2 separate regions of the Homo sapiens genome follow, and region 1 is linked to region 2. A link is a contact called in ENCODE Hi-C or POLR2A ChIA-PET data. All regions are on one chromosome and are shown on one strand. The core of a region is the stretch at or near the end of the contact, and the rest is flanking DNA. Distances in the headings are between cores, read along the strand shown. Region 1 has its middle 41 kb from the start of DOCK9-DT. Region 2 overlaps STK24 (serine/threonine kinase 24).

Region 1 (3,091 bases), core at 529-3,028, 570 kb after region 2:
TGCAAATTTTGCCACCAAAAATAAATGAATTTGGAAATACAAAAGTTTAGAACAAAAAGCTACGGAGCTAACTTAAAAGACACAAACTTTGGGCTCCCTTATTAACAATGTGTTGAAGACAAGAGCAATCATTCTCCCCAAACTATAATACAGTGCTTAAAGCCGTAAGTAAAAGAAAAACCAAAAGGACTGTCACCTGACTGTACAGCCAGGTTCTTCCATCACATGCACAAGCTCCTCCATGCCTTCCTACCCGTGTTTCTCAGGAGCAGGACAGGATTTTACCATACTGAGAGCAGAGGGGAACTCCCACCACAATTCCAGCCCATAGACATATTCACCCACAAACCATTCAGTGGTACCCAAGTCGACAGACCTTCTTCAAGAGATGTCTCACTAAGAGGATGTGGTGGAAAGGGAATCCCTGCATGCTGTTTGTGGGACTGTAAATTAGTGAAGCCACTGTGGAAAACAGTATGGGGGTTCCTTAAAAGATTAAAAATAGGACTAGCATATGATCCAGCAATCCTACTACCGGGTACTTGCCCAAAGAAAATGAAATCGCTGTGTCAAAGCGATATCTGCACTCCCATGTTCATGGCCGCACTATTCACAACAGCTAAGATATGGAATCAACCTAAGTGGCCATCAGTGGATAAATGGATAAATAAAATATGGTGTATACCGTATATACACAATGAAATATCATTCAGGCGCAAAAGAGAAAGAAATCGTCTGCAACAACATGAACATAGAGGACATCATGTTAAATGAAGTAAGCCAGGCAAAGAAAGGCTAATACTACATGACCTCACTTAGATGTAGACTCTAAAAAAGTCAAACTTACAGAAGTAGAGAGTAGAATGGTGGTTACCAGGGGCTGGGGGTGGGGTTTGGAGAGATGTTGGTAAAAAGATACAAAATTTCAGTTAGCTAGGGGGAATACAGTATAAACATGGTGACTACAGTAAATAAATAGCTGAGAGTAGAACTGAGTTCTCACCACAGAAAATGTTAAGTATGTGAAGTATTGCATGTTACTTAGCTTGATTGAACCATTCCAATTTTAAAACATCATGTTGTATACCCTAAATATACGGAATTTTTGTCAAAAAATGCATATATAAAAAGAGATGCCTCACCAGCTTAATCATCTTTTTAAAAACAAAACAAAACAAAACAAAAAAAACAGCAGCCGGGTGCGGTGGCTCACACCTGTAATCCCAGCACTTTGAGAGGCTGAGGCGGGCGGATCATGAGGTCAGGAGATTGAGACTATTCTGGCTAACACGGTGAATCCCCATCTCTACTAAAAATACAAAAAAAAAAAAAAATTAGCCGGGTTTGATGGCACGTGCCTGTAGTCCCAGCTACTCAGGAGACTGAGGCAGGAGAATGGCGTGAACCCGGGAGGCGGAGCTTACAGTAAGCTGAGATTGTGCCACTGCACTCCAGCCTGGGTGACAGAGTGAGACTCAGTCTCAAAAAAAAAAAAAAACCAGCATCACTGTGTCTAGAATTCACAAGACAACCAGGAAATATCTTAAGCAACGACAGAAAAGGCAGAAATGTATGTCCCAACACTGAGCCCAGGCTCAGCACGGGGCAGAACAAGCCGAGCGACCTCCCACCTGGCATATCTTCACTTGGAAGGTGGGACGCACACCAACAGGTTTTGCTGGAATGATGCCCTCCTGCTTTGAGTAGGAGGATCCTTAACTCCAGGGCCATAACACATTGCACAACCAAGGGCTTGGCCTGGGCTTTGCCACTCACCCATGAGATTAACAGAGGAAGTAGTTTGTTGGTTTTGAGGTTTTCAAAAGGAGGAAGGATTTTGCGCCCAGTATGCTAACCTCCTTAGCTGCGCTCCGGAAAACAGCACTTAAAGGGTTGCCCAACTTGTGGGACTTGTCTCGACAGTAAACACCTCATAGAACATGCCTGGTTATGAGGGGGCACACCTGACAGGAAAGTCCAGGACTCACAGATGAGGGGCCTTGAAGAGCCACTGTGAATCACTGCTGTGTTATCACATACTGTGTGTAAGTGCATGGGTGTAAAATAAACACACACAGCCTGGAAACCTGTTTTATTCAGAGTATAAGCTCAGATGTCAACATCTTTCTCTGCCTAGATCTATCACTTACTTTACTTTCATTCTTACATCTAACTCCTGACCTCTTAATCCTCCTGAAGACATCACCAGAAATGTCTCATACTTCATGCCTGCGTTTAAGGTACAAAGTGTAGCTTTGGATAGGTTTTTAAAAGGTTCCTGTTTAGGTTATGCTCCAAAGGAAAGCCCATCTTGACACTTCCTCTCCCATAAGGATGAGCGTGAAGAGAGCCAAAGTTGGACGAGTCCAGGTTTAATCTCCTATCTCTGATGATTAAAAGACAAAATATTTATTTAAAACACGGCCAAACAGCCACTGACATCTGTGCAATTTTTGGTGGCTATGTTGGACTATTCATGGGGGTCAAATAAATAAAAATGGCCAAGCCTATGAGTAAACTTTTCCTCATGGTAAAGTTTCCCAAGATAATGTGCTAATTGAAATACACGCCAGCTGACCCTAGAAGTAGGGCCTATTTAGAAAATTTTAAAAGTACATATTTTTTATTTCCTCAGAAACACAGCCTTTTCTGTGTATAGATTCAGGCTCTCTCTGGATGGGGCAGAGAACCACAGGCTGAGGAGTATCAGCTGCCATCGCAGCACATAAGCACGTCTGTTACCATCAGGGTCCCCAGGTTAGAATAAGGAAATTGTCTTTCTACTTTTAAACATTCTGGGGCCTAAGAACATCTTCTTAGTCTCATTTATTTTCACTCCTTAGGTGTTGTCTGAAAATAATGAAAGTCAAACTTTTTCTGAGAATCAGTGGTTCTAATCCTTTTTTTTTTTTTTTTTTTGAGACGGAGTCTCGCCCAGTCGCCTAGGCTGGAGTGCAGTGGTGCCATCCTGGCTCTCTGTAACCTCTGCCTCCCACCTTCAAGCCATTCTCCTGCCTCAGCCTCCTGAGTAGCTGGGACTACAGGTGCACACCACTATGCCCAGCTAATTTTTTTTTTAATTTTTAGTAGA
Region 2 (3,131 bases), core at 84-2,583:
AGCAGGACGTTGGCCGCTGCAAAAGAAAGCCAAGGCGGCCCTGGGCGGTGCGGACTTACAACTCCGTGCACTGCCACAAGCGCGTCTTCTCCCTGGCTGGGTGGCGAACCCACCGAGCACAGGCACCGGGGCTACACTTTTTGTCAGACCCCCTCAAAGCCAGCCCAGCCCAGGCAAGGCAAACGTGCAGGACAAATGGGCGCCAGCACCTTCCCTTGAGAAGTCTTCAGGGCAACCCCACCACCACCTTCAGTATTTCAAAGGAATGAAAACGGATGTCCTCTTACCTTTAATGTCTCTGTGGATTTTCTTCTCCGAATGGAGATAATCGAGTCCTTTCAGTATTTCTCTTAATATAGTAGCGATCTGGGTTTCATCTAATGGGCCAGGTTCTAACTAAGAAGAGAAAAAAATTCTTAAAGTTACTTAAATGATTATCTTATGAAAAGTTTGAGATAAAACAGAAACACTATCCATGTTAATGGACAAGGGTAATTAAAACCTGAAATCTTCTTCACTTAAAACACATGATTTTGCCCTAACAATTACAGTCCACTGAGGGACCCTTAAAAAAACAAAGGGCCCGAGAAAATGGCTTTGCTCAATGAAGCCAAGCCAGCAGAGAAGCAAAGAGGAGCCAATGAGGAAGCCCGCAGCCCCGCCTGCGCCTGCAGCTGACCACAGGGCGACCCCCTGGCCATGGCAGGGGCGGGGCGCAGGCTGAGCCAATGAGGAAGCCCACGACCCGGCCTGCGCCTGCAGCTGACCTCAGGGTGCCCCTCTGGCCATGGCAGGGGCGGGGTACAGGCTGGGGATTTCACTCCAGGAAACGAACAGCCAAGAGACAGAGCAGCCAGGATCTGTCCTAACATATGTGGTTCCCTTACCAGAAGGCTCACCCCTGGTACCCAAAAACACCCAGGAAAGAAGGCCTAGGAGCCAGGCGCCTCTGAGGATATCCTTGTATTAGAATTTTTTAAATCTGCAGTTAAAGCTCCCCAACTTGGGGGAATGCAGCTGAAAGAGCTTAAATCCTAATAGTTTGGGATTTGTTATATAATAGATATTATATAATAATAATAACTATTATATTATCCCTAAGATAATAATTACCTCTGAAAGCTTTTATTCTCAGAAACTCAAAATAATTGTTCCTATTGACTCCTTTATATCCACAACTATATCAGATGAAAGGAAGAAATGTCAGGTATCCACATCTCCATTTAAAAGGAAAGGAAAACCAGGCTAACAAAGGCTCACTTCAAACCAGACGGGAAGCCCCCCCCCGCCCCCTGCAGAGTGGGGCAGTCAGTCACAAACAGTAATTCCACAGATGACAGCAGCAAAGCCACCAGTGCTCCCCGGAACCACAGAAACGGAGCCAGACAGAGGGCAGATGTCTAATCGATGCAGGTAGGGTTCCCCCAAATCATGGTCCCCCATTCTTGGTTTTCAGACTTGACAGTGAATGTCTTCACAGCCCACACCCACACATTTTAGCCAACAGGAAGATACAATCTGGGGCCTTTCACTTAGTTTTAAAAAGATAAGAAATGTGCTTTAAGCCAAAGGGGATGAAAACTAGGGCGCTCCTCCACAGGAAGCATCCGACTCAGGCGTGCACATCTCTGGGACAGAGCCCGACAGTCCTTGCGTGCCTCAGCTCCTTCACATCCTGTTCCACATCCGGAAGTACTTGTGGGGTGCAGTGTGGGGGCAACCGAGACAGCCCTTGTCACCGAAACCACAGCCTGACTCATACCTGGCCCTGCTTTCCGGCCCATGGGTGAGCTGTGCTGCCTTGGCTCGCAGGCCTGCCCTGGTCTACACAGCAATCCCAGGGTCAGGGCCACTCTCAGAGGTGGCCTCTCCTCACACACTGGCCTCGCTGGGACTCTGGCCTGCCTGGCAGCAGACACACCTGGAATCCAGCCACCCCTGGCCTTCTCCACCCAGGACCCAGGTGCAGAGAATGCACTTGTCGCTTTTAGTTTGACCGCACACATATGCTCAGAGAAGGTCAAAATGCCCATCTCCATCGCCTGCCAGAAATTGTCCCAAATTCCAATTAAGATATTGTCCAAAAGTTACCTCAGACTAAGGCATTACGCCACAGACTCTGTTCCCCAGAAAGTAGTTTTTTCCCAGTTACCTGAACAAAAGTCTTATTTATAAGAAATGCATATCAAAACTACTATTCTAAAGAACACAATCAGGAAAACTATGCCTTAAGTCAGCTTTCTCCACATCTATTTTTCAGTGTTCATAGAATGTAGAAATTTTAATTTTCAAAATGAGGAACACAGACTTTTCTCATCACCTGGGTGGACAGTGGGGAGGAGGATAGAGATGCCGGAGTGTTTGCTTTTGTTCATAATGCTGGAGTGCAGGAGAATCCAGTCGACCAAAGATCAAAGTCATGTTAGAGGCCAGGCGCGGTGGCTCATGCCTGTAATCCCAGCACTTTGGGAGGCCGAGGCGGGTGGATCACCTTGAGGTCGGGAGTTCGAGACCAGCCTGGCCAACATGGTGAAACCCCATCTCTACTAAAAACACAGAAAAATTAGCCGGGCATGATGGCACATGCTTGTAATCCCAGCTACTTGGGAGGCTGAGGCAGGAGAATCGCTTGAACCCAGGAGGCAGAGGTTGCAATGAGCCAAGATCGCACCATTGCACTCCAGCCTGGGTGACAGAGCAAGATTCCGTCTCAAAAAAAAAAAAAAAAAGTCACATTAGAGTCGGGTCCCATCTCCCATCTCCTCCTTCACCAAGTCTGTGCCCAAGCCGACGATCAATACCTGTGGTTAGATCTGGACTTAACCACCTCCCTTCCATTACCAAGTCTCCCAAAAGCAACGGCAGAGCGGCCTGCTGTCATTCCCAAAGGGCGCTAAGAGGAAGAGGTGAGGAACACTCATGGAAAATCCTCCCCTGGATAATTAAGGGCTGGCTCTGTGATGACTGTCTGCATGGTTCTGCCCTTTTAAATCTGCCCTGAACACCATCCATCATTGACTTATATGCCCATGGGGAACGAGGAGGAAGGGGAGAAAAAGAGATAAAACTCTCCTTACTTGGGGGGAAATCCTTTCTGCGTCAAAATTCACTATAAAGGGTATTCGGCTGCT

What was found. Hi-C counts contacts between places; a loop is a spot of excess contacts on that map. ChIA-PET counts read pairs that join two places held with the same protein, here RNA polymerase II (POLR2A). Pooled maps may share reads with other maps.
Region 1: a pooled map shows a loop between it and region 2 (2.6-fold over the local background). The contact joins two enhancer-like sites. A Hi-C loop is called at or near these places in 1 of 37 single-sample maps with no recorded cell type and 2 of 50 pooled maps. POLR2A ChIA-PET finds 5 or more read pairs at or near these places in 1 of 52 experiments (T-cell).

Annotation. Positions count from the first base shown.
Region 1 is chr13:99,044,618-99,047,708 of GRCh38, forward strand. It overlaps a transcript of DOCK9 not described here. Among named protein-coding and RNA genes, the nearest start is that of DOCK9-DT, 41 kb to the right of the region's middle. Within about 2 kb of position 1,779, at least 24 of the 41 ENCODE cell types and tissues checked have a DNase peak (open chromatin) inside an H3K27ac peak, as active enhancers do.
Region 2 is chr13:98,474,963-98,478,093 of GRCh38, forward strand. It overlaps STK24 (serine/threonine kinase 24), which reads right to left. Exons shown (of 11, transcript NM_001032296.4): 4 at 288-396; 5 at 1-16. Among named protein-coding and RNA genes, the nearest start is that of FARP1-AS1, 41 kb to the left of the region's middle. RefSeq lists enhancers at 1,196-2,395, 1,437-1,536, 1,547-1,696, 1,847-2,066, 2,273-2,567. Within about 2 kb of position 1,334, at least 31 of the 41 ENCODE cell types and tissues checked have a DNase peak (open chromatin) inside an H3K27ac peak, as active enhancers do.